Regions from separate parts of the Homo sapiens genome. Here region 2 is linked to region 1. The links are chromatin contacts, found by Hi-C or POLR2A ChIA-PET in ENCODE. All regions are on one chromosome and are shown on one strand. The core of a region is the stretch at or near the end of the contact, and the rest is flanking DNA. Distances in the headings are between cores, read along the strand shown. Region 1 has its middle 58 kb from the start of BDKRB2. Region 2 overlaps BDKRB2 (bradykinin receptor B2).

Region 1 (3,409 bases), core at 297-2,796:
AGGGTGGAGGTGAGAGGAGGAAGAGGAAAAACTACCTGCCAGGTACTATGTTAATTATCTGGGTGATAAAATAACCTGTACCCCAACCTCCCATGACATGCAATTTACCATATAACAAACCTGTACATGTACCCCGAACCTAAAATAAAAGTTAAAATAAATAAATAACAACATAAAAGAATCTATTATTATTACGGAATTTACATTAGAGTCCTGCATATTTTTAATTATTTGTCAATTGTGTCCTACACATTCTTTGTATCGCTAGATATATAACAAACTTATGTACATGTATAATTACGCATACTTTTTGTGGATTACTGATTATTAAATATTTACCAGCACAGCACTGCTCAGACTCCATTCTTGGTGATAATTGATCAGCCATGGCATTGGTATTTTTTAAATCTATCAGCTGCTACCAGCATGGAGAGGAGCTGAGAATCACTACCCTAGAAGAAGGTAGCAAAGAAGAGGAAACTACTAGCCTCTGGCCAAACATGAGACCCCCTGCTCCCACAGGTACAGCTCAGATTCTGAGCACTTTGGGGTTAGAGAGAGGGCGGCAGGTTTTAGGGAGAGTAGCCCCTTATTAAATAAGTCTGGCCTGTGGGTTCTACTCACTCTAACACAGTGGATCACAAGGACCTCCCCCTGGACTGAGAGCTCCTTAAGGGACAGGGCTATCTTACTTATCCCTGAAGACCTGGCACATGGTGGATGCTTCTTGAATGTTGAGAAAATGAATTAATAAGTTGTATTAAGACATAGTTATTCCAAACATCCAATAATAATGCTTTGGATAAATCAATTATGGTACCAAATTCAAAGGATTACTCTGCAACCATTAAAAATGATATTTAGTGAGATATGAAAATGCTTATGACATACTGTAATTGCAAACAGAAAGCTACAAAATAACATATGAATTACGAGCACAGTTTCGTTTTACAAGAAACACACAAAATTTATTCCCGAGTTTGACAGGGTATAAAATCAACTTCTGGCCTGTGTATGATTCATGTTGGAGAAACAAATGCTTCCTGACTCTTTGGAATTTACTGAAACCTCATTCTCCAAGGGAAGAATTTGTTTAGTTCGTGATTATTTTCATAGCCATGGTATGGACTAGAAAGTGGGTGCTGGGATTTGGAGTAATATTTTGCCACAGAGAATAAAAGAGTCCTCCCTAAAGGCGGCCCCATGCCCTGTGGTACATTCAGATAGGACATCTCACCAATTTAGATGTTTAGATATGACATCCACATGTTGTATTAGAACATACAGAAATATGATTCTGATATTGAGGGGGTTAGGGCTCATCTGTGATTAATCTTTTAAATTTTTGATCTTTTGAATCGTTAAATGTAATCTTTTAGTTTACATAACATTGATTGCCCACAGCTAAAAGGTTGGGAAGCACAGTGACCATCATCCCAGAGTTAGGAAGACTGAAAGGAAAGCTAAACTAGCTCCTTGAAAAGTCATGTAAACTATGTGGAATTCCTCCTGGATGCATCCAGAAACTACTGGCTGGGACTGAGCAAAGATAACAGCTATTTAACATGCTTAGCAACACTCTGGAACTCAAATACACTTTACCAAATAAATCACTCACCATTGTTCTAGGCCTGGGGCTCCCCTGGCATTGCAGGACAAACATGACTGTGTTCCCCTGCCAAGAATGAGAAAGCACAGCCAGCCAGCTCCCTCTGGAGCAGGGCATGAATTGGCGGTGGATGAAATTGGTCTTAGCTCATTCCTCAAGACCTTCCCCGCCCAGTCACTCAGTGTGTGGAAGTGGAAAGTGTTTAACAAACAGGGTAGAATTAACTTCCAAAACAGAGGTAAAAACTCCCAGGCCACCCCTACCCTGCATCCTGTGGTGTACAACTACAGGAACTCAACAAGGGCAAAACACCACCAAGAACTCAAAGACGCAAGTAAGAGTTAAGTCTGACCTCACATGTCCCCCAGCATGCAGCAACTCAAGCAAACACATCCACTAAATCTGAAAAAATATATTTGAGAGAATGCTTACCCTTCCCGGTGACCCCAGAACATGTGAGCCCTTTACAATGTTGAGAAAGAAATGTGCCTTCAGGCCAGTTTTACCATCTAGGTAATTTCGTTTTGCATTTTAAACATTTACTTTGTTGACTTTCTGTCTTAATGACCTGTCTAGTGCTGTCAGTGAAGTATTGAAGTCTCCCACATTATTATGTTGCCATCTATCTCATTTCTTAGGTCCAGTAGTAATTGTTTTATGAATTTGGGAGTTCTGGTGTTTTACATATACACACACACACACACACACACACACACACACACACGTATAGCTACAAAATATATATGTATATGTGTATAGCTACATATACATATATGTGTATGTGTGTGTATATATATATGTATATATATATATATATATATATATATATATATGCCTGTGATATTTTCCTGTTGGACTATTCCTTTTATCATTATACAATGTCCTTCTTTGTCTTTTTTCACTGTTGCTGCTTAAAAGTCAGTTTTGTCTGATATAGGAATAGCTACTTCTACTCTCTTTTGGCTTCTATTTGCGTGGAATATCTTTTGTCACCCCTTAAGCTTATGTGAGTCCTTATGTGTTGGGTGAGTATCTTGAAGACAGCAGATACTTGGTTGGTGGATTTTTATCCCTTCAGCCATTCCATACCTTTTAAGTGGAGCATTTAGGCCATTTACATTCAATGTTAGTATTGAGATGTGAGGTACTGTTCTATCCATTATGTTAGTTGTTGCCTTAATACCTTGTGGTTATTTCCATTGTATTATTGTTTTATAGGCCCTGTGAGATTTATGCTTTAAGTAGGTTCTATTTTGGTGTATGTCAAGGTTTTGTTTCAAGATTTAGAACTCCTTTTAGCATTTCTTATAGTGCTGGCTTAGTTGGGCAAATTCTCTCAGCATTTGTTTGTCTGAAAAAGACTATCTCTCCTTCATTTATAAAGCTTAGTTTCACTGGATACAAAATCCTTGACACACAATTATTTTGTTTCAGGAGGTTGAAGATGGGACCTCCATCCCTTCTGGCTTATAAGGTTTCTGCTGAGAAGTCTGTTGTTAATCTGATATGTTTTCCTATAGATTATCTGATGCTTTTGTCTCAAAGCTCTTAAGATTCTTTCCTTCATCTTGACTTTAGATAACCTGATGACTATGTGCCTAGGTGATTATCTTTCTATGATGAATTTTCCAGGTGTTCTTTGAGCTTCTTGTATTTGGAGGTCTAAATCTCTAGCAAGGCCAGGGAAGTTTTCCTCAATTATTCCTTCAAGTAAGTTTTCCAAACTTTTAGATTTTGATTCTTCCTCAGGAACGCCAAGTATTCTTAGATTTGGCCATTGAACATCCCAAATTTCTTAGA
Region 2 (3,585 bases), core at 214-2,713, 80 kb after region 1:
ACTCTAGTCTTGCTAGCTGTGCCTCTGTTTGCTCGTCTGCAAAATGGGGATGATAATATTAGTCCCTACATTGCAGGGGTTTCTCTGTAATGTGCTTAAAAATATGGAAACAATATAAATGAAATGAAGATATGTTGCAGGCACTTTGCACATTGTCACGGTGCTCCCAGTGCCTTGTTCCAGGGAGGTTATCCTTATTTACCAAGAGGTTAAGTCACCTGCCCTAGGTCTTCCAGTCAGTGGAGGCAAAGCCAAGACATGTCCCGAGTTCATCTGACTTCTGAGTTCAGGCATGACCTGAATGTTCTTGCCTCGGGCTCAGGGCTCAACATTTCCTGTCTTCTCTGCTTCTCCAGTCCTGAGAGATTCTGGGCCCGTTTCCCTGCAGATCAGCTCTAAGGAACATGCTTCTCTCCTGCTCCTTTCTAGAAAAGGCGTAACATTGGCAGAACCAGGAACTCTGGAATTCTGAAGGTTGACTCCCTCAATTCCAAGGGGCTCCACCTCCTGAGCGGAATTGGATAGAAGACAAAGGTCACATGGCTAGGGTGAGGCTTTGAGATGGGCGAGACTGTGAGCAGGACTGACAGGTCAGGGCCAGGACCCAGGATCTTCAGAAGCCACAGGGAGCAAGGCAGGGAGCAGCCTCCTTTGTGCCACACCCAGTGAAGGGGAACTTGCTAAGACAGATTTGTTCCTCCCATCTCCAGAAGAGCCGTTGGATGCCAATGGGTGAGGAGCTGAACCTCTGCAGACTCAGTGTGCTGATCCCATTGCCTCTGCTTGCATGCCTCTCAGGATGGGGAGTTCACTGCATCCCCCTCTTTAAAGACATTACGGTTGTACAAAGGTCTCCAGAATCATCTGTTACATCCCCTCATTCTCCCAATGAGGAAATTAAAGCTCAGAGATGCCGAGGCATTTACCCAAGGGCACACCTGGTCCTGGGCCTACGACCCTTAGACAATATTCCTTCCACCTCTTTGCTATAGAGTCTCAGACTAGGGATCTTGGCTGGCTGAGAAATCAGGGAAGGCTTCTTAGAGGAGGTGAGATTGGAGGTGGCCCTTGTAGGGTGGCACTAAGATGTCGCTTGATATCCTAATTTTTTTTTTGGCCCTGCCCACCATGTGTGTGCCTGTGCTGCCATGTCACACTAAGCAGAGTAAAATGAAGGAAGGAACGGATGAAAGGGGCAGGAAAGCGACTCCCAGGAGCTGAAAGGGCAATAGTATAGGTCCCTTCAGCACCTAGGATATGTTGTGGGAAGCCCTTAGACCCCAGATACTACCCTGTGCAGATAGGGATAAAACTCCACCTGTCCCAGCTCAGTGCTCTCCCCGGCTCCTCTGGCCTGCTTGCTGGGCAGGGCCCAAACCAGTTCAGGATTCCTTTTTCTCTGTGACCTACCAGTTAGGGTTCTCTGTTTACTGTGTCTCCTCCTCCTTGTTTTGTATACCCAGCTGGGTGGGAAGAAGGTCACAGCCCAGGTTTGCACGTGGTGGAGGAGCAGGGCCAGTAACTGGTTAGGCAGAGACCCCGCCCACCACCCTCCACTCCCACCCTAGCAGGGCCTGTGCCATCCCCAGGACACCGGAGACCACCAGGGGGCTGGAGAGGCTGCGGGAGAAACAGCCTTCCTGGACACACCCAGCTACGGCTCACTTCCCAGCCTGAGCTGTTCCTTAGGAATTGCTTTTCTGGGAAACACACCCTCTTCCAGACCTGCAGCCTTCCTTTCTATGTGGTTTTTGGTTTTGCTCTCTGGTGAGGGTTTCTATTTTTTCCTGGTATACATGAATGGCATGCAGGAAAGTGGAATGAGGACATCATGACCACCATGCAAAGGCCATTGCTCTTAAGGTTTGATGTAAGCTCCCCACTCTCCACCCCCACTACCCCTCTGCCTCGGCCTGGGGTATGAGGTCTTGGTTTTGACAATCAGACAATGTTAGCACACTGCTGTGTCTTCCACCTGCAATGGAGCACTGTAGGACGATTTTAAAAAGCAAAGTGGCAGGCCAGGTGCGGTGACTCAAGCCTGTAATCCCAGCACTTTGGGAGGCTGAGGCGGGCGGATTACCTGAGGTCGGGAGTTCGAGACCAGCCTGACCAACATGGAGAAACCCCCGTCTCTACTAAAAATACAAAATTAGCTGGGCGTAGTGGTGCATGCCTGTAATCCCAGCTACCTGGGAGGCTGAGGCAGGAGAATTGCTTGAACCTGGGAGGCAGAGGTTGCAGTGAGCCGAGATCGTGCCATTGCACTCCAGCCTGGGCAACAAAAGTGAGACTTGGTCTCAAAAAAAAAAAAAATTACAAAGTGGCTGAATACCAAGATCCTAGGAACTAGGTTCAGCCAAACTGGCTGTGTGTCCTGGTAGAATGCCCACCCTCTGTCTCTGGGCCTCCATGCCCATCTCTGTAGCATGAGGGATTCTGATGAAATAATTTCCAAGAGCCCTTCCCACACTAATACTCCAGGATTCTGTAAGGTTAATTTGGCAAGAATTCCAACGGCGGAAGAAAGATGGAGGGAGGAATATGTCCAGTCTAATAACCCTATGCTCAAGTCAGAAAGCCCCTCGGGCAGTGTCCGAGAGGGCTACAGCCCTGGCCCCAGAACCTGAGTCCCTCTAACCTGGGTCAAACCCCTAAAAGCCACTCCAGCAAGAGACAGGCAAAGCCCGGGCTCTTGCTCCAGGCTGGCATTGCCTTGCCGTGTGGCTGTAGACATCGTTTCACCTCTCGAGGCCTCAGTTTTCCCTTCTGCAAAAGACAGGCTGGGGGAGGTTGGGCATTTTCTTCTTAACTACCAGGAGTCTTTCCTCCAATAAAATTGTGATGGAAACCGGATGTCACACAAAGGGAAAGGAAACACTGGCATTTCTGGAGTGTTTGAAGCATGTGAAGTATTGTTTAAGGGCTTTGCAATCATTAATGTACTTTGTGCTCACATTAACCCCACAAAGTAGGTGCTATTATTATCCCCATTTGACACATGAAGAAACTGAGGCCCTGAGGAGTTAAGCCACTTGTCCAAGGTAAAGAGTGGGAGCTGGGCTTCTGATAGGGAGTGGGCCTCAGTCATGAAACCACAAGACTTGTGTAGTTCCAACCCCCTGGGGACATCTCCAGGCACTTGACCCATGCTCTTCCAACATTCATGTATGCACGCACACGTGTACACACACGTGCACACACAAACACACACATGTGTGCACAAACACATGCATGCACACACAAACACATGCATGCACACACAAACACACACACATATATACACACACCAACACAAACACACATGTGCACAAACACACGTGTGCACACAAACACACACATGCACACACACACACAAATGCACACACATGCGTGCACACTGTGGCTACTCCTCTGTAGCCTGCTGGCCACACTCGGCTCAAGCCCCAAATCAAAGGTGACTAGCAAGATTGCGAGACAGATTTCTGGAGATGGGAAACTGCGTCATCAAATTGTCTCAGGGACGGAACACCCATCAGAGCCCTGGGGGAGAGAAGAGACACGGGGTGGCTGCCAATTTTGCTGACCTATGCTGCTGACTTTCCA

Evidence for each region. Hi-C counts contacts between places; a loop is a spot of excess contacts on that map. ChIA-PET counts read pairs that join two places held with the same protein, here RNA polymerase II (POLR2A).
Region 2: a map of DLD1 shows a loop between it and region 1 (3-fold over the local background). The contact joins two enhancer-like sites. A Hi-C loop is called at or near these places in 1 of 168 maps with a recorded cell type or tissue (DLD1). POLR2A ChIA-PET finds 5 or more read pairs at or near these places in 2 of 52 experiments (AG04450 and CD8-positive, alpha-beta T cell).

Annotation. Positions count from the first base shown.
Region 1 is chr14:96,144,650-96,148,058 of GRCh38, forward strand. No RefSeq gene overlaps it. Among named protein-coding and RNA genes, the nearest start is that of BDKRB2, 58 kb to the right of the region's middle. Within about 2 kb of position 1,547, at least 7 of the 41 ENCODE cell types and tissues checked have a DNase peak (open chromatin) inside an H3K27ac peak, as active enhancers do.
Region 2 is chr14:96,224,353-96,227,937 of GRCh38, forward strand. The region is part of intron 1 of BDKRB2 (bradykinin receptor B2); the gene reads left to right. Among named protein-coding and RNA genes, the nearest start is that of BDKRB2, 21 kb to the left of the region's middle. Within about 2 kb of position 1,464, at least 9 of the 41 ENCODE cell types and tissues checked have a DNase peak (open chromatin) inside an H3K27ac peak, as active enhancers do.